Regions from separate parts of the Homo sapiens genome. Here regions 1 and 3 are each linked to region 2. The links are chromatin loops, found by intact Hi-C in ENCODE. Cell type or tissue: heart left ventricle. All regions are shown on one strand. Region 1 overlaps WWC2 (WW and C2 domain containing 2). Region 2 has its middle 37 kb from the start of CDKN2AIP. Region 3 overlaps WWC2 (WW and C2 domain containing 2).

Region 1 (8,000 bases), 93 kb after region 2:
GACACTGAAATAGAGTATTAGGCAATATGTAGCTTTGTTTTTGCTTTTTTTTTTAAAAAAAACCACTGAATTTTTTTCCACCCACAAACACATGGAAAGTGCAGAAACCAGTTAATCTATGTGATGTATTTGCATACGTTTACAAACAAGACAAATTAAAACAGAAACATGTTCAGAATTTAACCTGATTAAATATTAAGTTCAGTCCTGAGCTTTTGATATTTAAGACAATATAGATAAAGCAATAGCAAAAAATTTTAATTTATTTGATTTGCATGCTACAGAGATTTAGCTAAACTTTGTTCATTTGGCTAGCAATATTCTTTTTGTACCTGTAACACTTAAGATTCTGATATACAAAATTGTAATAATATACTGATAATTCAAACTTGAGAACTAAATATTACATTCTTTTTACCCTGTGCGAATAAATTCTACCTTTTAAAAATAGTATTTATAATATTAAAATTCATATTTGTCCATATGGTTTTGTGATCAAGTTATTAAAATGTTTTGTCACTGTGAATCATTTGGGTTAGTACAAATATGACAAGATTATTAAAAGCTGCCTATAAATACATAACACTATTGCTGACTTTTAAAGTGTAGAAAAAGGATTATATTAAAATAAGTTCATCTCTCATGTTAGAAATGAGGAAATTTTGTGAAATACAACAACCAAAAGCATCTTGGTCACAACTGCTAACTACCAGCCTGAGACAGATTTTATTCTTTAATACTTGTCTGAAACTTTTTGTATTACAAAAAGTCAACAGCTAATCTGATGAAAGACTTATAAAGCTGTAAATATTCCAATATAGTCTCTTCTGTGTCAAATATTTAAAATGGCCAGAATCAAACTATATATTAAACAGAACATAAATAAGACTGTAAATAAATAAATGAAGAAAATAAAATCGTACGGAACAACTACACATAATTCTATAGACATTTTCATGGTCAAACTAAGATGCTGAAAACAGCTCACCTTCATTTACCTCTACATTAAATAAACTTCTGTCTTTCACATTTGACCTTGACAAGGGTGAACTGTATTCTTTTTCTAGTTTTCCTTAGTCATCTAATAGAATGAACTGGGCAGCCTTAAAGGACTGTACTCAGTCAATTCACTAGGCTGGTTTTTGTTCAAAGCAGTGTCTGCCATGTCCAGTTATGTCTTCAAAGAAATTTGTATGTAAGTGTTGGGACATTTAGGAAAAAGTAATTAAAGTTCTAGGCTCAGAAGTTGCTTAATTTGAACTTCAATTCCAATAACATGAACTTTCCAAAATATATATAATTGCTTTCAAGAAAATAAAAATTCTTGCTAGTGAGCTAGTGAGCATTCTAACTGAGGAACAAAACTTTTTTTTTTTTTCTTCAAGGGGTCCATTCCTTTAAGACAATTTTGGATTTCTTTAAAAAATCTATTTTATTTGCTATATTAGATGGCTAACCCAAAATTGTTTCTTGGGTTATTGAGTAATAAGTATGGTTTAAATGGCCTAAATACTACATATTTTAAAAGCCTTGATGCTGGCAGAGCTGCACTGAGGATCTGTGTTTTTAAGAAGTGCCTGGGTCGGGTAAGGTGAAATTCTAAACTGGAGGACACATTAGTCAGTTTATCTCTCTAAACTTGTTCATCCAAAATAGGCTTTTTAATAAACAATTTAGCTTATACTTCAAATTAATAATCCCCCCACACACATTCTTCCCTTTGCCTCCCAACTATTTACCATAAATTATAGATAGAACCCCCTAAAAATGAGAGCTATGAAGTAGTTTCTACTAAATGTTAGAAATCTGCTTGATAAACTCTTCTTTGTTTTTGGCAACTTTGATTCTATCAAGACATCTTTCCCCCTCTTCTTGGTTACACCAAATGAGTGCCGATGCATTTCCCTCCACCCCTCCAGCTCTCTCTGTCCTCAGAACACAGGGCCACCACTAGGCACCATCCTTAGATTTAGGGCAAAACACTAGTGCAAGCCAGAAACTCACTTTTGAACACTTAATGCAAATTCAGGCTGAGTGAGACAAACCAGCTGCTCATTTGATGAGCTTATTTGTATCTCTGCGTGGCTGGTGTTCTTTCTTCTCCCTGCCCTCAGTGTCATGAATCCCAAGATCTTTCGTGTAGCCAAGAGTAGTGCTCCTTTGTATTCTTATTCTTATTTTTATTCTTAAGAGCACTTGGTAGTTTATATCTTAGTTTTCTTTAGAAAAATATAAAAGGACAAAAAGGAAATTGTCTTAAGGAAACCAGGTGTTCCCGCACAGGTGATGGCCGTGGACGCAGCATCCATTTCGGGCGGACTTTGGAACGCTGCACTCCAGCGTGTGCTCACACTGCCTCCAAATGGAAAGCGCTCCTCTCCTCGCCAGCGCACAGATACCACGTGGCGCTGCTGCCATCGGCACAGCCTACTCACAGGAACACAAAGGAGAAGCAAAACCACCGGCTGAACCAAGTTGTTTCTCAACAGCCGGCTCAACAGTACACATGTGGGGTACTGCCTCTATTCCATTTTTACAAAATGAAGTCCACTGGCAATGCGCACATACTGGGCAACATTTGTGTACCAGGTTATCCCATCTTTCTTATATGATTTTTTCTTTTTTAAGCATATAAAAATTACACTCAAGGTACTTTACAAATTAATGTGTTGAAAATCTGATGTGAAATAAAAGTTCTTCAAGAGTTGACAGTTACGTTACCAAAAAAAACCAAACACCAAAACAAAAACACAAATCTTCAGTCTTTTACCCTCCCTAAGAAAGTGAACAGATGAAAAAATAATTTCTTAAGTCATGTAATCACACATCATCAGCTGGCAGGGATGGGATGCTTATCTTTGCTCTGGTGAAGTAGGCAATCTTCTCCCTAGAGTTGGGGTGAGAAATAAATTGACTTATATATGATGCTAAAAATACTCTGGGACCATTAAAACAGTCCCCAAGACCTGCAGTGGCAGTGATGTCTCTGCAAGCACAGGTAGAAGCTCTTTTCCTTACGCAGAACTCCATTTAAAATCAGGAGAGCCTCTGCCTGCTTAAAGGGGGGGTATCAAGGAGAACAGCAGCTCTGGATCACGGAAGTCACCTACAGACCAAGCCCGTAAGTTCCCTTCAGGGAACTTCCAACAGAAGACAGTTTTTAAACTAGTAGGGGTTTGGTCTAGGATGGGTGTTTCCGAACTAGGTAGCAGAAGACTCAAAAGGCCCAAAATCCTACCTGGAAACTTCTCAGTAACCTCACAGAAAAGCACACAATAACAGGAAAAGTCTTTACATCGATACCATGCCGGGGCAGGGACAACCTGATGAGCGACACCACGACGCAAATGAAAGGAGAAGGAGGAACTATCTGCAAGGTAGTAACTGCCCTGGTCCCGAAGCAGCGGAGAGGCTGAGACAGGGCAGAGCGGTTTTCAGGTGAGGAGAGTGCTTAAAAAAAAGACAAACAGTGCGTCTATTTCCCTACAGAACTTCACACTGTACATGGCATTTATGCCGTCAGCACGTATTTCTTGAGGGCATATTACATGCAAGGGGCATGCTGGTAGCTGAAGAATCAAGCACTGGTTCTCCCTTGCGAAAGAACAGTCCAGATGGGGGAGGAGGTGCGGGTTAGAAACCAGAGCTGAGGTGGGGATGTTCTGAAGACTAAGAAAGGATAGAGAAGAAAAGGAGGAGTGAGAACACTATGGACACTGGAACGAGCTACTGCTGTGAACAGTGTCCTTTAAATTTGTTCAATTCATAAGAGGAAAACAAGAACAAAAAATGCCACGAGTGTAGGTGTGATGTCAGCGGAGGCCTTAAGGCGCAGCTGCTAACTGGGGTGTTTAAAAATACCTGAAGTAGTTGCCGGCACCTGCATTTGAGATATTTCACAGAAAACTGTTGATTTCTAACTTCTCTTGAAAAATTAGAAGGCCAGGGACCATCGGGCTCCTGATTCCAGGTGAAACAAGCAGCTGGGGTGGTGCCGGGCAGAACGGCCCAGGCCCCACCGCTGCCTGATCTCACCACCCCAGGCCAGGCAACGGTAGCCGTGCAAATCCCACGCTTCCAGCATGTTCTGTCTCACCCTGGTCCATCTCATCATTCTCGTCACTTCCCTGGTGATATAATATGCTTCGTATCTTAAGGGAAGCTGGGAATGTTCGTGGATTCTTTGCTTCAGGTTTCGGCAACAACTGCGAGTTGTGTGACTTTCCACGCTAGACAATGCTGCTTATTCTCTAAGTGACCACAGCACCAGGGACATGGATGGGCTCCCCTCACCTGCAGTTCTAAAACCCAAGTAGTGGTAGTCCCTGAAAGTCACAAATGTGATTCTTTAGCAGAAAAGAGGGTGGAAAAACCTCTCTACTGCAGGGTGTTGCAGAAAAATGAAAGAGCTGTGAGCCCACTAAGGCACACTGCTGCTGCCACACGGTCCGTGGCCCTGCCCTCCCGCTTGGTACCAGACCTCAGCCTGCCATAGCTGTCCCTGCTCCACCACGTGACCTAGCTTCCCCACACTTCAAAAACACTCGCTTCTTCTGGGCTTCTCCCCTTTATGCCTAAACACTTTCCAAAGACTCGTCTATACAAAACCTCAACCAAAACCAAATAAAAACGCAATAGGAACAAACCTTTTTGCTGAGCTCCCTCCGTCGGGGCTGAAACCATCTAGTGTGCTCACCAGGGATCCCGGATGTACTTTTCAGTTCTCTCCATCAATCTCCTCTTCCCACCCTCTTGCCCCAGGCTCCTGGTTCTCCTCTGACCTCTCCAGCCATTCTTTCTAGCATCTCTTTTGGGGCGAGCCCTTCAGTGATTGGTGCCCACCAGCCTCCTTTCCCAGTCACCTCACATTTTCTGGGATGTCTGGCCCATTTCCACAGATGAGACCAATGCATTGAAGATGAGCACTCCCATTTTTTAATCTCCATCCTGACCCCTAACCCTGGCTTTAGATTTTTATTTCCACTTGTCTACTGGTCATGGTTATCTCACTAGCCTGCTGGCATTGCCTGGTGTGCCATGGCAGAGGTCAGCATCCTCCCCACACCCCTGCTCCCCAGCATTCTCCATCTCGAGCGCTGGCACCACAGGGCAGCCACTGCCCCCCACAAACCTCCCATGAACCTAACTGGCCACCCTTACCCGCTTCTCCCCAGCCCACTCTCCACAATGCCTCTGATATCTGCCCTACATAAAACCCATCCCCATCATTTGGTTTTGTGCACGGAGAGCCCTGCTGGCCGCCCGTCAGAGACCACGGGTGGAAGCCTTCTGCACAGCTTCCAAGGCCTGTGCAACTTGAGCCCAGTTCTCCTGGGCAGGCTCACCAGCTGGCAACTCCCCATGCGCCAGAGCTTGGCACTGACTTCTAAGGTCTGTGCCTCTGTCCATGCTGTTCTTCCCGCCTCAATGTCCCACTCAAAACTGCCACCCCTAGGTGCCTAAGGAGCTTGCAGCCATCCTTCCATGATGGGTTCTCTTATAATCTCCTCTGCTGGTGCCCGCAGCCCCAGCACCTGCCCCATACTGACTGAGGCTCCTCCCACATCTCTCACAGGTCCCTACCTATCCCTTTAGTTAGCTCCTTCCACATGCACTGCAATGACCTGGTTACCCGCCTATCCCTGCCACAGCCTAGAGCCCCCCAGAAGAGCAGAACGAATGCACATGTTCTTAGCCTCCACATCTCAGAGCCTGACAAGGTGTAAGGTTTCTGGGGCTGCCCAAGGAATGTCTGTAAAATGAGCGAACAAAATCCCAAAGATGTCTGAGTTTTCTGTACCTTTGTATCCTGTGTCAAGATAGCCCAGTGAGATGTGCTAACAGCTACTAAGAGCTGGGGACACCCTGGGTTCTTGTGGGGAGTTAGGCTTTCATCAGCCTTTAACTCTGCCAGTCACATTTATCACCTCAGGTGCAAATGGAAAATTATATATTCAAGGTAGAGAACAGAGGACTTCTGTCTCGGATCCTCATATTAACTTTCACTGCACTGAGGTGAATTCCTACACAATCAGACCCCGTGAGGGCAACCCAAAAGCTGTCCTGGATGGGGCTATTCACCTGAAGGACTGCACCTGCCGAGGCACCTTCTGGCTCTGCTCCCGGAGCCGACACACGTCCTTGGAGACTTGCCTCATCAACTTCTCTGCATTCAGACCTTGCTTCTGCTCTTCTTTGGACTGTTCAGCCTGGAAAAGGGAATAAAAATGTAAGAAACACACAAAACACTGATTAGAAATCCCTGGAGACATCCTATGAAGCTTCAAAGATTGTGGACTAAAGTCAGGAGGGCAAGCAAGGCAGCCAGTGGGCTGGTGTCCTTTTTATCACCCATCAGGAGCCAACACCCACATGACCAACTCATGCTGTGCATATGTTGATTTTGGGGTAAGTTCATTTTAATCACATTTTAGAAATCTAATTACACAGGCAATATGTGACAATTTTACTACATCTGAAAACCTAAGAACTCTCAAAAATGAAACGGAAAATTACTCATAGCACTGTTTCCAAAAAATATCTACAGTTAAAGAATGTTTTGGGCAAATACACTTTCAACATCTTATTTATCTTTTTGACCCTTTTTATCTAACTTAGTCATTTAAAAAGCTGTTTATTTAACGTAGAATTTACCAATCAAAAAACCTGCACATGCCGGGTGCGGTGGCTCACTCCTGTAATCCCAGCACTTTGGGAGGCCGAGGCAGGCGGATCACGAGGTCAGGAGATCGAGACCATCCTGGCTAACACGGTGAAACCCCGTCTCTACTAAAAATATAAAAAAATTAGCCGGGTGTGGTGGTGGGCACCTGTAGTCCCAGCTACTCAGGAAGCTGAGGCAGAATGGCTTGAACCTGGGAGGTGGAGCTTGCAGTGAGCCGAGATCGCGCCACTGAACACCAGCCTGGGCGACAGAGTGAGACTCCGTCTCAAAAAAAAAAAAAAAAAAACCTGCACACATACGTGTATAGCTCAAAAAACTTTTACAAATTGAACACACCCATGTAACCAGCACCGGAGGAAGGGGAGAACACTCCTGCCCTTCCCGCTCTGCCCCGAGGGTTCCCAGCATTCTGACTTCTAATGTGCCTCTTTTGTCCTTGGTATAGATGGAACAGTAAACAGAGACTCTTTAGGGTGTGGCTTCTTTTGCTCAACATTATGCTCACGAGAATCATACACGCTGTTATATGTAGTTGTAACTCACTTTCCTCACTGCTATATAGTATTCCACTGTATGACTTTACTACAATTTATCATCTGTTAGTAATAATGAACATTTGGGTACTGTGCATGGACACATTTTAAAATAAAAATGTACTAATGATACTATATTAAAAGTTGTCTTTTCATTTCATTATTTCACTCATATTCATTCACCCAATCAATAAATATTTGTGGACTGTCTTTTAAGGAAAGGTGGTATAAGTTGGTGAAGAGCAAACATTCAGGTCATACAACCTGGGGTCAAATTCCATTTCTACCACTTACTAGCGATGTAAATCTGGGCAAGTTGCTTGACCTTCTGGTGTCTTAGTTTCTCCATTTGTACACTGGGAATAAGTACTTATTTCAAAGTTGTGAAGTTTAAATGAGTACATATATATGTAAAGTACTCAGAGCAGTACCCAACACATCACTGAATATACTATTTCAGAATGAAGCTATTACTGTTGCTTTTTTTTTTTTTTTTTTTACAATATGCCAGGCTCTGTACTAGGAGGCAGGGTTATAGTTGTGAACAAAACAGATGAAGTCCAGGCTGGGAGGCCAAGGTGGGAAGATTGCTCAAGGCCAGGAGTTTGAGACCAGCCTGGACAACATAGAGAGACACTCTCTCTATGAAAAAAAAAAAAAAAAATTAGCTAGGTGTGGTGGCATGTGCCTGTGGTCCCAACTACTCAGGAGGCTGAGGTGAAAGGATCACTTGAGCCTGGGAGTTTAAGGCTGCAGTGAGCTATGATCACCGCTGCACTACA
Region 2 (8,000 bases):
AACAAACTGCCGCCTGGCTTAGTTCAGAAACTAACTGAAAACCTAACGTAGGAGCATACTTCTGTAACTAACAGCTGAGCCTCCACTCATTACAGCAGCTGAGCTTCAGTCAACCATGGGTGGTCAACTGAGTCAACTTAGGCAAATGCCCAGCTGCAACCATTCAGCGCTAGGCTGCCCTTCCATTTTCTATCCTCTGCTACTGCCTGACCACCGTGCTGTCTGGCCACAGTGCTTTGAACCTATTCCAGTACAGGGGCTGCCTGATTCTGGAATCACAAATAAATAATCAATTAAGGTTTTCTTTTTTTTTTTTTTTTTTTTGGAGACAGAGTCTCGTTCTGTTGCCCAGGGTGGAGTGCAGTGACACGATCTCGGCTCACTGCAACCTCTGCTTCCCAGGTTCAAGCGATTCTCCTGCCTCAGCCTCTTGAGTAGCTGGGATTACACATGCACGCCACCACACCCGGCTATTTTTTTGTATTTTTAATAGACATGGTTTCAACATGTTGGCTAAGCTGGTCACGAACTCCTGACCTCAAGTGATCTGCCTGCCTCGGCCTCCCAAAGTGCTGGGATTACAGGCATGGGCCACCATGCCCGACCACAATTAAGATCTTTAAACTAAATTTGTTGTCATTTTTTGACCATTGGGACAAAAAATACTTATTACATTTCCCTTATTGAAATAGAATCAATGGGAACCCCTCCTGGGGCCACCGTCTCCCCAAAGCCTCTGCAGGCAGCTGGTCTGCTTAGCTGGGTGTCTTCCTCTTGGGCTGGGAAAGCTCTTCAGAGGTGACTGAGTGGGGCCAGTTCTGTTTTGCCCACACTCTGTGGCCAAGCTGGGAATCAGTCCCTTTAGGAGAGGCAGAGAATGGGGTGGAGACCCGGGCTTCGGAGCCCCTCTGGCACTGCAGAGATAGGGTCCAGGGATGAAGGCGCAGGGTCTTGTTCTGTGTCTTCTCAGCTGTGTGAACTTGGGCATAAGCTGAACATGTTACTGAGCCTCAGTTTCCTCATCTGTAAAAATGAAAAGGCCAAGTCAGAGGGTTGTACAAGCACTGATGAGACGATGCAGCTCATGCCACACGTTCATGAAACGCCAGCTTTTTCTCTGCGAGGCTCAGCCCTCTCTCCCCTGTGGCAGTGATCAGTGAGGAGGGGCCAGGGCTGCCCCAAGCAGGAGGTCCAGGAAGCCAGTGGGGTGGTATGGAAGAGAAGGAAGGTGGGATAGAGACAGGTCGAGAGGCCCCAAGGGATGGTTCCACAGCCCCCACTCTCGGCAAGTGGCAGGAGGCTGGGAGTAGATGACAGAGATGGTTGGCCCGGTCACTCCCCATGGAAGAATGCAAGCTTGAGGCCAGAAAGAGGCATGGGCTCTGAGTTTCTGTCGCGCCTGGGTATCAGGCTAGCACGAAGCTATTTTGTGACGTAGGGAATTTCAGGCATTGGCATTTCCCTGCTCACGTTATTATCTGAAATATAATTACCTCGTCTGACAAGTGTTTTTCAGAATGTGTCCACTGAATATCCTGTGACCTCTTTTGATCCCAGGGAGGTAGGCAGGGAAGGTGGGATCCCCTGCCTCCACCCCATCTCCCATCAGAGGAGAAAAACCCAAGATAGTGAACGTCAAGGTCCCAGTGCAGAGGCCGAGCACAGAGCCACCGAGGGCTGAAGGACAGCCCAGACCTCCTGACCCGATGCAATTCTCTCCCCTGGAGTACAGTTCTCTCTCCTGTGGTTGAAAGATCAAATCTGCAGTGAGGGCTCACCAAGGGCAGGTCACTTACACAGCACAGTTTGTTTGAACTGATTTATCTCTGTAGATATTGAAAACACACACACACACACACACACACACACACACAGCAGAAACTCACATAGCAAAGGCTTAGGCAGGTCCCCTGAGTGAGCTCTGAGCAAGCTGCTCTCTGCTATCCAGAGCCTACATCCAGACCAGTAGGGCACCAATGGGCAGGTAGGTCCATACAACAAAAGGAACAGCTGAGTAGGCCGCAGCACAGCAATAATACAGCACTAATGACAATAGTTTATGTGTCCCCAATCCAGCCTCTTACATCGATGACAATTCCCAGTTACTGAGGATTTGCCTTGTACATGTGCTATGGTTTTACAGGGTGATTCACTGAGGAATTAATCTGTGTTTTCCACGTTGTCGTTCTTGCTGTTGTCTTTGTTTCTCCTTTGCCATCCCAAGTACTGGGCTCTCCAGCCTCATGTTGGGGATTGTGTGAAATCTCTCCTTCAGGGCACAAGACAGAGCCCTTGGAGGGCAAGAGGTGGAGGGTGCAGAGTGCCAGAGTCTTGGAGACAGCTCCTAAGGCTGGCAGCGGAATAGATGTGTGCGTGCGTGTGTGTCCGTGTGTGTGCGTGTGTGTGTGTGTATTCTGCTAGTAATAAAGACAAGCCCTGCCCCACCAGCCCACACTCAGCCCCCTCAGGAAGGAGGAAGTAACCCAGAGGGCTTGGTTGGGAGGGGGCCCTGGGAGGCCTGGCCCTGCCCTCCATGGCTGTCAGTCTTAGGGACTGGGCTGGGCCGGGGTTTGGCATTACCCTGATGGACTAGAGCTAAAGGCCCAGCACTGGCTTTCTGGACACGACAGGGTTACCAACGACTCTCATGTGATCCTAGAGACAAGAAGGACACCTCAAATTCAACGGATTGAATTTCTCACCATACAGGCAAGCTGATTTAATATGATTTGGGAACATTCTGAATGTGGCACTTTTTTTAATACTCAAGTCTATGAGTAAAATTGATCACCGTTAAATGTATATCACCTCAATAAAAACTCACAACAGTCTTATGAAGTGGGTGTCATTGACATCCCCATTTAGCAGAGGAGGTTGAGCCTCAGAGGGTTAAGTAACTTGATCGCTCACAGCAGAACTTTCAACGCAACCCCCCTGCTTGGGAAGGCCACCTTCCCTGCATCATCGTCTTTGGCTAATAATTGGTTCGGAGTTTTCATTCTTGAATTTGGTGAAACCTTTATTCTGACATGGTTTCTCCTGAATTCCTTTAGGAGAAATTGAATTCATGGTCTAGCACCCACTGTATCGCCTCACTTGGTCACAGCACCTGGATGCATGGCTGTCTGGGGGAGTGGGGGACGGTGGGCACCGAGGCCTGAAGAAGACCAGGGCCCATGGTGCCTACTGGCTCCCCGCCCCAAACACCCTCCTCACCTGGGCCCCCTTTGGTCCCGTGCTGAGCTTCCTGGCATCTCCCCCCCAGAGGCAGAAGCTGTTTCCCTCCCTGACAGGAGGGCACAGAAGGGCACTAAAGGTGTCACTCATCACGTACCCCCAAGTCTCTTCCTCTCAGCTGTGCAGGGAAGGGCAGATCACGCTCAGTGTTATTTAAAAACTCAAAAAAAAAAAGAAAAGAAAAGAAAGGGAGAGAAAAAAATGAAAGAAAGAAAGAAAAAGAAAGGAAGGAAAGGGAAGGAAGGAAAAAGGCAGGAAGGAAAGAAAGAGAAAGAGAGAGAGGAAGGAAGGGAAAGAAGGAAGAAGAGAAAGAAGAAAAGAAAGAAAAAAAGGAGAGGAAGAAAGAAGAAAGAGAAAGAAAGAGGAAAGGAAGGAAGGAAAGAATGAAAGAAAAGAAAGAAAGGAAGGAAGGAAAGGAAAGAAGGAAGAGGAGAAAGAAGAAAGAAAGAAGGAAGAAAGAAAAAAGAGAGAAAGCAAGAAAGAGAAGGAAGAAAGAAAAAGAGAAAGCAAGAAGAAAGAAAAAGAGAAAGCAAGAGGAAAAGAAAGGAAGAACGAAAAGAAAGAAAGGAAAGAGAAAAAGAAAAGAAAAGAAAGAGAAAGAGATCCATAAGAGAGTTCTTTGTAACAGTTTGGTAACCTGAACAGAAAAACCTTTGATGAATTCCCTGAGAGAGCTTCAATCTTTCTCCTGTCTCTCTTGGAGGGATGGCAGCAGGTCAGCCCTGAAACAAGATGATCCGCATCAATAAAGCCCTGGTCCTGGAGGAAGGAAGTGGGCTCTGGTTTCCCCGGTGGCTATAAAAAATCGGGGCTTTGTTTCTCAGGACTGCTCTTCCAGTAGCTGTAAAGCACGGTGCTTTGCTTTGGCAGGACAAGCGCCTTCTGAAGACAAAGGGTTGTTTTACAGGCGCCGCGCTGCGCCCCGCCACCCCGAGCCCCTCCGAGCTCGCCCGCGATTCCGCCCCGAGGCCACTGGGTGGCGCCCGAGGAGCCGAGATTGCGGTTGAGGACGTCGCTTGCCGCTTCTGTGGGGCCCGACTGGGCACAGCGGTCACAGAGGTGACGCGGAAGGAGACTGCGCGGAAGGGGCGCGGGCCAGCCCCTCCACAACCACTTGCAGCGTGGATAGGCCAGGTTTGCTCTCTTTTACATAAAGAAAGAATAGAGCACATCTTTTTTTTTTTCTTTTTTATTTATTATTATTATACTTTAAGTTCTACGGTACATGTGCACAACGTGCAGGTTTGTTACATATGTATACATGTGGCATGTTGGTGTGCTGCACCCATTAACTCCTCATTTACATTAGGTATATCTCCTAATGCTGTCCCTCCCCCTCCCCCCTCCCCCCACCCCTCGCCAGTCCCCGGTGTGTGATGTCCCCCTTCCTGTGTCCAAGTGTTCTCATTGTTCAATTCCCACCTATAAGTGAGAACATGCGGTGTTTGGTTTTCTGTCCTTGCGAGTCTCGCTCTGTCGCCCAGGCTGGACTGCAGTGGTGCGATCTCGTCTCACTGCAAGCTCCGCCTCCCGGGTTCACGCCATTCTCCTGCCTCAGCCTCCCGAGTAGCTGGGACTACAGGCGCCCGCAACCACGCCCGGCTAATTTTTTTGTGTTTTTTTAGTAGAGACGGGGTTTCACCGCGTTAGCCAGGATGGTCTCGATCTCCTGACCTCGTGATCCACCCGCCTCGGCCTCACAAAGTGCTGGGATTACAGGCGTGAGCCACCGCGCCCGGCCTCCTTTTTATTTTTTTAACTGCCCCTTGAGGAGCAGGGCTACCCCATAGGCAGTGTGCCCTGGGTAGCCAAAAGCTACCCTTTATTTTTATTTTATTTATTTATTTATTTATTTTTTTGAGATGGAGTCTCACTCTGTCGCCCAGGCTGGACTGCAGTGGTGCGATCTCGGCTCACTGCAAGCTGCCCCTCCTGGGTTCACGCCATTCTCCTGCCTCAGCCTCCCGAGTAGCTGGAACTACAGGCGCCCGCCACCACACCTGGCTAATTTTTTATATTTTTTAGTAGAGACGGGGTTTCACCGTGTTAGCCAGGATGGTCTCAATCTCCTGACCTCGTGATCTGCCCACCTCGGCCTCCCAGAGTGCTGGGATTACAGGCGTGAGCCACCGCGCCCGGCCTTTATTTTATTTTTTGAGACAGAGTCTCGCTCTGTTGCCCAGGATGAAGTGCAGTAGTGCGATCTTGGCTCACTGCAACCTCCACCTCCTGGATACAAGTGATCCTCCCACCTCTTCCTCCCAAAGTTCTGGGATTACAGGTATGAGCCATCGTGCCTGGCCTACATAAAATTATTTTAAAATATTTTATAAAATTACCCTCAGATGATGTGTATAAGGTGTATATGAAACATAAATGAATTAGACTTTGATCCCATCCCCAAGATATCTCATTATGTATATGCAAATATTTAAAAATCCAAAAAACATCCAAAATTCAAAACACTTCTCGCCCAAGGCATTCTAGATAAGGGGTAATCAACCTGTTTTTGGAAAATGCTATTTTTATTGGTCTGTAGAAGACCATCTGAGTTAAGAGTTAGAGCTCAGCTGCAGGCACATGTTGCTTCCAGGCCCGTGGCCTGGCGAAGGCTTGCTGCCCCACAGCCCCTCCTGCACGCGGGCACGGAAGGCGCTAACACAGTCCTTTGATTAGGCACTTCCTTCCTTGCTTGGCTCCCTGCACCCCGTGGGTCCCTTCAGCCCCCAGCATGTCCACGGTTGCTCAGGGACAGCTCCTGCATTCTGGACCAGGAGACGGTCCAGGGACCAGGCCTTAGGGTCAGCCCCTCCTCTCAGCTGTTCTCTTGAATAAACTTGCTTAGCAACTTCATTCTTTTTTTTTTTTTTTTTTTTTGAGACAAAGTCTCGCCCTTTGCCCAGGCTGGAGTGCAATGGCACAATCTCGGCTCACTGCAACCTCCGCCTCCCCGGTTCAAGCGATTCTCCTGCCTCAGTCTCCCAAGTAGCTGGGATTACAGGCGCCCGCCACCACGCCCAGCTAATTTTTTCTATTTTTAGTAGAGACGGGGTTTCACTATGTTGGCCAGGCTGGTCTCAAACTCCTGACCTTGTGATCCGCCCGCCTCAGCCTCCCAAAGTGCTGGGATTACAGGCGTGAGCCACCGCACCTGGCCAGCAACTTCATTCTTAAAAACCAAACTATCCTAGAAACTAGAGATCTTCCCTAGCCCTCCACCTCCCCCTTGTCTGCTTCATACCTTTTCCCTTCCCTTCTCCACAAGCTTTAGGATGGGCTTGCCTGCGAGCACCCACCGGCTCTACCTCCTCCCTCCTACTCACTCTAAGCCACCCCAAGTTAGTTTCTGTCCCTTCTGCTCTTGGAACTCATGTCCATTCTCCCATATCTAGATGCTTTAGTCTCTTTTCTCTCATGGCCTCTCTATTCTACGTGATATTAATGGTCCTGATCTCCTTGAACTCCTTCCTGCCTGGGCTCCTGCAGCAATCACATCCCTTGGATTTCCTCCTAGACCCCAAACTCCCCTTGTTCCCATTGTGAATCCATTTTCCACAAAGCAACATGCTAGGTGTGGAAGGGAGCCCGCAAAAGGCCCCACGGCAGCGGGGGTAATGGGCTTGGACTTGGGAGAAAAGGTGACTGGGGCTCCTACTCCCCATTTATATTTACTAAGTTACAGCAACCGTGGTCAAGTCTCCCAAATACTGAGCAGGTTCCCAAGATCCAAGGATACGGGTGAGGAGTAGTGGGAGAGGGGGCTGGAAAGCATGAAAGGTGTGTAAAAGGTGTTCAGCGCTGGGCTTGCCGTTTGGATGCCATCTCACAGGCTTGTATCGTCTTGCCTGTGCGAGGCTGGCCAGTGGCCCCTTCCTGAGGCGTGCTGAGTGGTCAGCATCCCTCTGAGCTGCCTCAGGGAATGCTGGAACCCTGGTGTTACGGTTATCTGTTGCGGAGTAGCAAGCCATCCCAAAGCTTCACTGAAATAGCAGATCATCAGATCTGCAGCTGGGACACAGAGGGAAAGCTCATATGAGCTCCACATGGCATTGACTGGGCCCCAGGGCAGCTGCACTGGGGGCTGGAGGATCCATTTACAGGATGGGTCTTGCACATGGCTGGAAAATCAGAGTTGGCTGTTGGCTGGGAGCTCAAGCTAGGCTGAGGGCCAAGGGCCTTGGTCCCTGTCCCCGAGGGCTTTTCTATGATCTGGTTGGCTTTTCTCAGTCTAAGCCTTCTCAGGCTGGGGCTGGGTGGGAACACACACTAGAGTTGAGCCCAGAAGGTTCTGAGCATGGCTTATACCTTCTTTTCTTTCTCCATCCCAGCTTTAAGATGACTTCCCTTTGGACGTGGCCAAGCTTGCAGAGGAAAGAGAGGCTGTTAGAAATTTGATTCATTGCCTCTGCCAGGAGGGTGGACAGGAGGGTAGAAAGACGAAATGCCTGAACTTCAAGGAGTTTTTCAGCAGTCTGACACTTGCATTTGGGGGCAAGAGAATTCTCTGAGTGAAGGGAAGAGCGATGAGGGGCAGACTGAGCTCCTGAGTCAGCGTGTCTGAGCGCCCGCCCAGCTGCCTGCTTCCCAAGCACAGTTTCGACATCCTGCTGCCTCTGTCGTCCTCATGGGTACATTCTTAGTACTGGGCTGATTTTAAGCTTCTCTTTCTAGTTATTTTATTGTGTTTCAAAAGTAATGGAAATTCAGCCGGGTGCAGTGGCTCATGCCTGTAATTCCTGTACCTTGGGAGGCCGAGGTGGGTG
Region 3 (8,000 bases), 120 kb after region 2:
AGGGGCAGGAGCAACTCGCTCTGGCCCATGGCAGGTGAGTGGGAGAGACATGCCTTACTTCTGGCAGAAGGCTGTCAAGGCCAGTGTGAGAGGTGCACATTTCTGTCCCCTGCTGGAGGGAGAGCAAAGAACCACAGAGGGAGGCTCCATCAGCATGGGCCCTGGGTAAGAGCAACATGGAGCAGGACCTCCTGCCAACCTGCAGTGAACCAGTAGCTAGGCAAGAAATAAACCTTTATTGTTTTATACCACAGAGATTTTTAAAGTTGTTACCATAGTACAGCCTGGCTTACTTAGCCTGACCAACTGATTGCATGAAGCCCGCCTAGTGTAATAAATAAATACATTGCAAGACATTTCTGTTTCCTCCATTTCAGGACACATAACTCCTACCATGTCCATGACAGTCAGCCTGAATACAGCTGGACAGTGTTGCTAAGTTTTGACTATCTCCTCCAATCAGAATGCTTAAACTGAGTTGCCTTCCTTGATTTCCCATTGTGTGCTACTTACTTTCACCACTGAATCACCATGGCTCTTCCCAGGGGCAATCTTAACCTATTCATCAAGCAATAATTATTGAACATATATGAATAAATGTCTGCTGGGGCTGTGCAGGCAAAGTACTAGGAAGAGAAGACACAATCTCTGCCCTTGAAAACTTCGGCTGCAGAATGACATGAGGCCTTAAGCGAGAGGAAGCTGTGAGTGAGTGCAGAAGTGCACAGGAAGTCAGGGAAGGGGATGGATCACTCAGGGTCAGGGCACATGCACTTGAGGAAGGGATTTTAAACAAGGCTGGGTGAGAGGTGAGACTCTACCAGCAGAGGGGAACACGGAGGTATTTCTTGCCTAGATTATTGGCAGACAGAATGCAAAATAAGTGATCACTAATAAGAACTGTTACTATTTGATATGAGCGAGGAGGGACTCAAATTTGACAAGTACTCCAGTTTGAAGATCTAAAATAATGGTAGTGCTCATGCCAGATGGAAGGGAGGGGGCCTGTCTGTCCCTATGCTGATTTCAGAGCCTTAGCCCAAGTCAGAATCACTCTTATTGTGTCCTCCTGTTCTTCCTCCACATCCAGTACATACTGCATGGTCTTCTGTAACATTCTTCTTATTAGGTTCCCTTTATTCAACCTGTACCCTCTCCTCTCTACAAATGCATTACACAGTAAGAATCATCTAGACACACATTATCTTTGACTGTATTACTTACTTTTTGGAATCAGAAATCTTTCCTAGCTGTCATGCACACAGAGCCTAAGGACTCCACATACAAGAGTCTGCTGGTAAATGTTTAATAACTGGCTCTCTCTGGGAGAGAAGAAAGCACTGACTTGTAGGGTTGGCCAGTTTCTATGTGGTAAATACTCCTACCATCACCATTTTCAAGCTATGACTGTGATGTCACTGTCACTCCGATTTAACTGGCAAGAGACGAGCACAATTGGCTCTTGTGAGCCAGCGTGAGGAGGGTGCAGCACACCTCTGCCGGTCGGTACCCCTCTAACCTCATCACTCACACACTTGGCGCTTTGTTCTTCTATTCAGATGAACCTTTTCCTCATCTTTGCAGATACTTTTGTCCTCATACACCTCTATACCTTGCTTATGCTGTAATTCCTAAAGCAGAATACCATTCTCCACTTGTTCCTATCAAACCATATCTGTCTACTTTTAAAAACCATTTAAAACCATCTCCTACATATGCTTCAGGATTAACCTTTGTCTGTTTCAAGTAGTCCTAATAACTAAGTTTATCAGTAACCTAACCGTTTCTCAACTCCACTCGATTCATAAACACTTTTGGTTAATATTTATCTGAAGAGTGAAACTATCCCCTGAGAGTATGAGCTGCTTAAGAAGGCAGGTGACTTAGAAAGGAGTTGAGAAGACTTTTCATTCAAGATGATAAAAATTTAGGTGCTTTTAAGGCATAAAGTTTGGTAACCTGAAAAATCAACATTTCAGAATTTCCTGAAAATGACGAATGCTGAATAAATGCTAGCACATCTCATCTGCCTTTAGAAAAACAAAATATTCTTTTATGCCTTTCAAGTAACAAGGAAGTTAAACCAGGGGCGCCCACTGCTGCCTGGCCAGGCATCTCTTACTCTGCACATGGCAGAATGAGACCAGAGTGGCCCTGGTGATGACAATGCTTCTGATTTACCTTCCCAGCCATCATGCCTGATCCTCCCGTCCACAGTGCCAAAGCTGCTGGCAGAACCTGACACTCCTCATGCCGTGTGTCCCTGCTCCCGTATCATTTTACGCCACCTACCCACAGCGCCCAGTATCCATCACACCCCCACCCTGCCCCAAAGCTACCATTTTCTTTTTGAAATTGTATTCAAGTGTGGAGACCCCCCAACTGCTGTCAACTGAGCCCTTCTGACTCTCAATCAGATGGGCTAATTCCCTGTCATACCCGGCACAGTTGTGACAGTCCTGTGTGTGTTGTGTCCTCCTCTAGACCATGGACTCCTGAGGGTGTGAGTTCGCCGTCAACAGAGCTCAGCACATGTGGTGCTCTGTAGTCACCGAACCACACATTTTAAGCCAAAATGATCACAGTAAACAAATATTTTCCTTTAGTATTTCAGCTGTTAGCAAGTAAACAGGAATTTCTGAACTACTTGAACAGACCAACCTGTTAATTCATTTATTCTCTTAGACTTATCCTTAAGGCTCATGCAGAGACCCATGACCTCCAGGAAAATGCCACCCGAGCTGCCCACCCACATGAGTTTTAACCTTCTAAAGATATCTGTGTAAGCAAGCTACAAAAACTGTGTGTTCCTCCTTTACCAGAATGTGTGTCCTTCAGAAAAGGTACCAGGTCTTACACCCCTTCCCACAATCGCTCAAGACCTGGACATGGTATGCAGAGTCATCAGAAATGTGTTCTACCATCGTCTGATACCCCTGCAGGCTCAGAAGGCCCCTTCTCCAGAGATACTGAAACCGCATTTCCAGCCTTAACCATCACAGGTTCCACACCAATGATGAATAAATGCCCTCACACCCCCCCATCTCCATAGTGGCCATGGCATCTGCGTCTCTGTGTATCCCAGTGGCTGCATTCAGTAGGCCAAGCGCATGGAGCACTGACATTCATTCTGTAGTTCTGGAGTTTGTGCTGCACAAGTGACAATTCTGGACTGGTCCAGGGACAGTGGGACGTGGCTGAGGGAATACATACCCTTTTGACCCTCAAACTGCGGCGTTCGGTGGAGTTTCTCACAAACAGTGATTTTTTAGCCAGGGTTGAACTGTCACTGTCACTCCGATTTAACTGGCAACAAAAGATTTAAAAAAAAAATCACTGCATATCAAACAGAGTGCAAGTGGAAGTTTGGGATTGAGACATTTACCAAGTAAAGCAGGTAGTCATAGTTAAGAGTTTATTTCTTTAAGAAAATCCCCTCAAACAAGTTTTTCCTGTTCTATTTTGTTAAATAACTTCATTTTCCTAAATTACTTATTTATGTATTTTTTTTTTGAGACAGAGTCTCACTCTGTCACCCAGGCTGGAGTGCAGTGGCGTGATCTCGGCTCATTGCAACCTCTGCCACCTGGGTTCACACAATTCTCCTGCCTCAGCCTCTGTAGTAACTCGGATTACAGGCGCACGCCACCATGCCCAGCTAATTTTTCTATTTTTAGTAGGATGGGGTTTCACCATGTTGGCCAGGCTGGCCTCGAACTTCTGACCTCAGGTGTTTCGCTCTCCTCGGGCTCCCAAAGTGTTGGGATTACAGTCATGAGCCACTGTGCCTGCAAATAATCTGAATAGCTGCCTTTTGGTAGTGGCTATTAAAAATCATATGTTTAAGGTACTTATATATTTTTTGAAATGAAATTATCCTTTGTATTTTTAGCTAATACATGATATTTGTTTCTTTAAAGAAAGGTCTGCATGAAGCAGAGCTCAAGGTCAGAGTTGAGACACAGTCTGTGCTATCTAGAACGCTCTCGGCCCAGATAGCCCACACTCACTGTCTCATCTGCTTCAAATCTTTACTGAAATGCAGCCTGCTCTGAATCCTGCGTATCACCCCCAACCCCCTGCACTACTGTTGTCCATAGCATTGATCCCCTTCCAAGATACTTCATAGCTTGTTCATCTTATTTACTGCTTGTGGTCTGGCTCGATTCACAGGAATGTAAACTCTACAATGGCAGGGCTCTGGGTCTCTTGTTTCTAGATGAATCCCAAGTATTTAAGAAAATGCTTAAAAGCAGGTGCTTAATAAAAATGTGTTGAACTGAATGAATAAATTTAGAATTTAAAAAGTATTTCTAACCCAGTTTATAATATTATGTCTATCTTACTAGATAAATCAGAAATACTTCTAGAAGTAGAATTTGGCAAACTGATACAAATCTCATAATTTTCTTCACAGAACTATGGATGTGATTCAGTGTTTATAAGCATTATTAAAAGAGGATTTTTAATCTAAAATGCAATTCACAGTTCTCAGTTCAACAAGACAAACATGGTTTGAAGGACATATGATATAGAACAGAAATATACAGACCACATGTATCTCAAAAAACCACTTTATGTTTCTAAATACAGACCGAAGTCCAAATAACGTACAAATACTCAGCACTCAGATCCTTAAACTTCGCTTACTTGCCAAATAAATCACATTGGAACCAAGGAGGCATTAAATTTGATGGAAAAACAAACAAACTAAAAGGGACCATAAGCACGTGATATTCTACATCTGTTTTACAGCATTTCTAGCATTTGTCGTTGTCATGTGGACTCCCAGTGCACAGTCTCTTGTCCTTTGCAGGCCACTCCCTACCAGCAGGGAAGAAGCTGCAGTCCCAGCGCCTCACCACGAGCACTGCCACCTTACCCTGCAGATGTACTGGTTCCGCTCTCCTGGAGAAAAGGTCTGTGAGCGCACTATCACACTGCTCCTCACAAACGGATGCTGTCTAGAGCTCAGGCTGCTGCGCTCTTTGGGGCGAACTGCCATATTGTCATTAGCGGCTTCATCAGTGTTTGTCTCTTTGTCAACCTATAAGAGAAGTTAACAATTTGTCAGGAGCTGAAAGATGTGTAAACATTATGCTCCTTTCTTCTAAGAAAGAAAAAATATCTAATGTTACAACAGAGACTCATGGAGCACTATGGCCACTCCTAAGAGAAAGGCTTTGCATTACAGACTATAGTACTTCTGAAGTACTTCTGGGGAGAATTGTTCTTCAGTTTTCTACCAAGAATGGTTTTGTACTAAGTTCTTAGGAAGTTCTGCACAGCAGGCCGTGTGATATCTGTCCAACAAGCACCATAAATAGAGGTGCTGCCTCCAAAGGGTTGAACATAAAAATGAAGGTTTAGATTTAAAGTGATTCTATAAAGAATCCTATTTGGGTACATATCATCATTAAACTTTATTCAACTTTCTGATTACATTGTTTTCCAAATAAATGATAAAGATAATTAAATATAAGAAAATGAAATATACCACAAACTTGTAGGTTTAAATAGAATATGCAATTATACATGTATAAACATAACTGTTGTGAAGCTGAGTTGTATTTTTACTGGATCTTTAGAAATGTAACAAAAATAAAACCTAAGTAAAAATGGAAGTTTCTCAAAATACAAACTCAGTAGGCATAGGCAGATGTCTATTTTTTATCTTATAGGTATAATTTGATTCCAAACCTGCCTCTTGATGAAAGTTTGCTCCTTTGAGAAAGGAAGTTCTCAGGGCATAATATTATTTTCTCAGGAATACAAAATTATAATTTTCTAAACTCTACTACCAATATCCCCAGTGTGTGAGCATCCATGAAGCTTGAAAATATTTTCCCCATATGGGGTTGACAGTCTCAATACATCTCTCACTTAACTAGCAAAGTTACCTGTTTAATAACTTGGTTGGCACTTGTGCCTAAACTAAGTCACCTGTCACTTTTCTAATCAGGGCATCGCCTAACCAAAATGAACTTTAAATGTTTACTTCATGTTTGAAATGGAAATAAAACTTACTACATATACGGAACTTGACACAAGACACCCTGTTGTTCTCCTAGGAATTCAGAAAATACTTTTAATATTCACAGAATATTTATAGATTTAAAGTAACTAGCACTATTTCTCTTCTTATATATTCTCCAAATATAAGTGGAGAATATCTTGGGCCCATTTTAAAACGTTAAAGCATTTATGATGCTTCTTAGAGCCTATTCCCACATATGCCTTTCACGATCAGCTTTTGGCACAAAATCCTGACATGGAATTTACACCTAAGGAGACAAACAAGCATCTCCCTAGTCCACATGGTGCCTGTAAGGTATCAGTTTTAAGACAGCACAGCGGAATAGTCACCAGTGTTGGTATTCTAGTAGGTGGCTGACTTCTGAGGTCTTTGGCACAGTTGCTTTCTTTCCTGTTCCCGTCTTCATTCATCTCAGGCACACTAGTGCATGAACTTAAATCTTCTGTACAGCTACTGTCCTCTGGCAATTTAACTTCAGCCTCTTTTTCAGCCACAATTTCATCAGAGGCCTCTCTTAGCATTGTTAGCCTATGGTAAAACAAAAACAAAACACTTTTGGTAGGCAGGCATGCTCCATGAACACGCAACCTGGGCATGCTAAGTTGTTATCTGGGAAATAAACAGACTCACACAATGAGCCAAGCCATTTCTTTGGCTGGGGTTTTTAACTAAATGTCTCATTTAAAAAAATCCTCTCTTCACCCTCTAGTAACCTGCAGCAAAATCACCATAATGTGGTACTAAAAAGTTAAACTCATGAAATTTAACCTAACTTCTAGATATCAAAATAGACATATTCTGAAAATCACATTATAGAGTTTAATGTTAGCATTTAAAAATATTGACACTCACTATAAAATAACTTGGTATTCGTTGTTCATTTATTGTAAAATTAATCATATGACAGTGAATACAGAAATAAGGATTTTAAATCCTCATTTTATTGAGTGTACTCACAGTCGAGCAGGGAGAATCCTACGTTAAGGAAGTTTTTCTTCTGAACTAGCAGAAGGCTCATTTTTAACAAAAGCCCTGGCATGGGCTGAAGTGGCATTATAAGTGGTATAAGTGGTGCTCCAGAATATAAATACAGCTTATATGGAATATATAAAGCAGGAGTACTAGGATGGTTTAGAACATCTCATACTTTGTTGAGTTTCATGTTCTCCGAATGCAGACATTCTTTCCATTGATAACTAAATGTTCAGCTTTAATTTGATTGGTGACATAATGACAAACTGGCACAGACTAGTTAATAAATGTCTAGCCATGAAGTGAACACAAGGGGAACCATTAATGACTACTATGAGTTATAAATTCCTTTGTTTACATATTAAGAGTACTGTTTGGAAATATGTGTGAAACAACTTGTATTTTACATATATGAGAATTACTATTTAAAGATACTATAATGAACCTTATAATCACTCTCGTATTTATTTGTTTTGCAGTGCTGTGATTTTTATTCACTATGAAGGACTTTTTATAAGGACAAAGTATATCTATATCTTTTTACATCACAGTAGAAGCTCTTCCTTCCAAATGTCCATGACTGCGTTATTTATGATATATCGTGTCACTCTAAGTTTCTAAAAAGTTTTCTATATACACACATACAAATGCATGCTATATATGTATATGCACATGTATTAACAGTAGTTCAACCAAACATAACAGTATAAACAACTATATATTAAAAATTAACTCAAATGATTTCACATATATACTTAAAAAGTGAAATATTCACTAAAATTTGTTTTAAGAGAAACAGTACAATCCAGGAAGGAGAGCTCTTTATATATAAATGAACCTGGACAATAACTGTAATAACTTCCCCCTCTGCCTCCCCTTTTTAAAGGATTGGGTATGGATACAGGGAAGGACACAGAAAAAGAAGGTAAGAGTGGTAACAGAGAAATGAGTACTCAGAAGTTGTTTTTTAAATACCTGCTTTGTCTTACTA

What was found. Peaks named below come from ENCODE experiments on the same cell type or tissue, not always from the same donor. Only the 100,000 strongest peaks of a DNase experiment are listed, where the experiment ranks them.
Region 1: a loop joins it to region 2, with 2.7 times the contacts of the local background. A loop is called at or near these places in 5 of 110 quality-filtered maps.
Region 3: a loop joins it to region 2, with 3 times the contacts of the local background. A loop is called at or near these places in 12 of 110 quality-filtered maps.

Annotation. Positions count from the first base shown.
Region 1 is chr4:183,310,550-183,318,549 of GRCh38, reverse strand. WWC2 (WW and C2 domain containing 2) reads right to left here. Exons shown (of 23, transcript NM_024949.6): 22 at 6,082-6,209; 23 at 1-2,887. The coding sequence ends at 2,821. It overlaps CLDN22 (claudin 22), which reads left to right. Exons shown (of 1, transcript NM_001111319.3): 1 at 1-450. Among named protein-coding and RNA genes, the nearest start is that of CLDN22, 5.7 kb to the left of the region's middle. In heart left ventricle, no CTCF peak of the experiment used is centred here; no DNase peak of the experiment used is centred here.
Region 2 is chr4:183,403,471-183,411,470 of GRCh38, reverse strand. No RefSeq gene overlaps it. Among named protein-coding and RNA genes, the nearest start is that of CDKN2AIP, 37 kb to the left of the region's middle. RefSeq lists enhancers at 2,823-3,661, 3,898-4,077. In heart left ventricle, a CTCF peak has its summit at 4,204 (motif pointing right); a DNase peak (open chromatin) is centred at 4,230; H3K4me3 peaks cover 892 bases; H3K27ac peaks cover 241 bases.
Region 3 is chr4:183,281,273-183,289,272 of GRCh38, reverse strand. It overlaps WWC2 (WW and C2 domain containing 2), which reads right to left. Exons shown (of 23, transcript NM_024949.6): 18 at 6,367-6,565; 19 at 4,883-5,047; 20 at 3,214-3,306. Among named protein-coding and RNA genes, the nearest start is that of CLDN22, 35 kb to the left of the region's middle. In heart left ventricle, no CTCF peak of the experiment used is centred here; no DNase peak of the experiment used is centred here.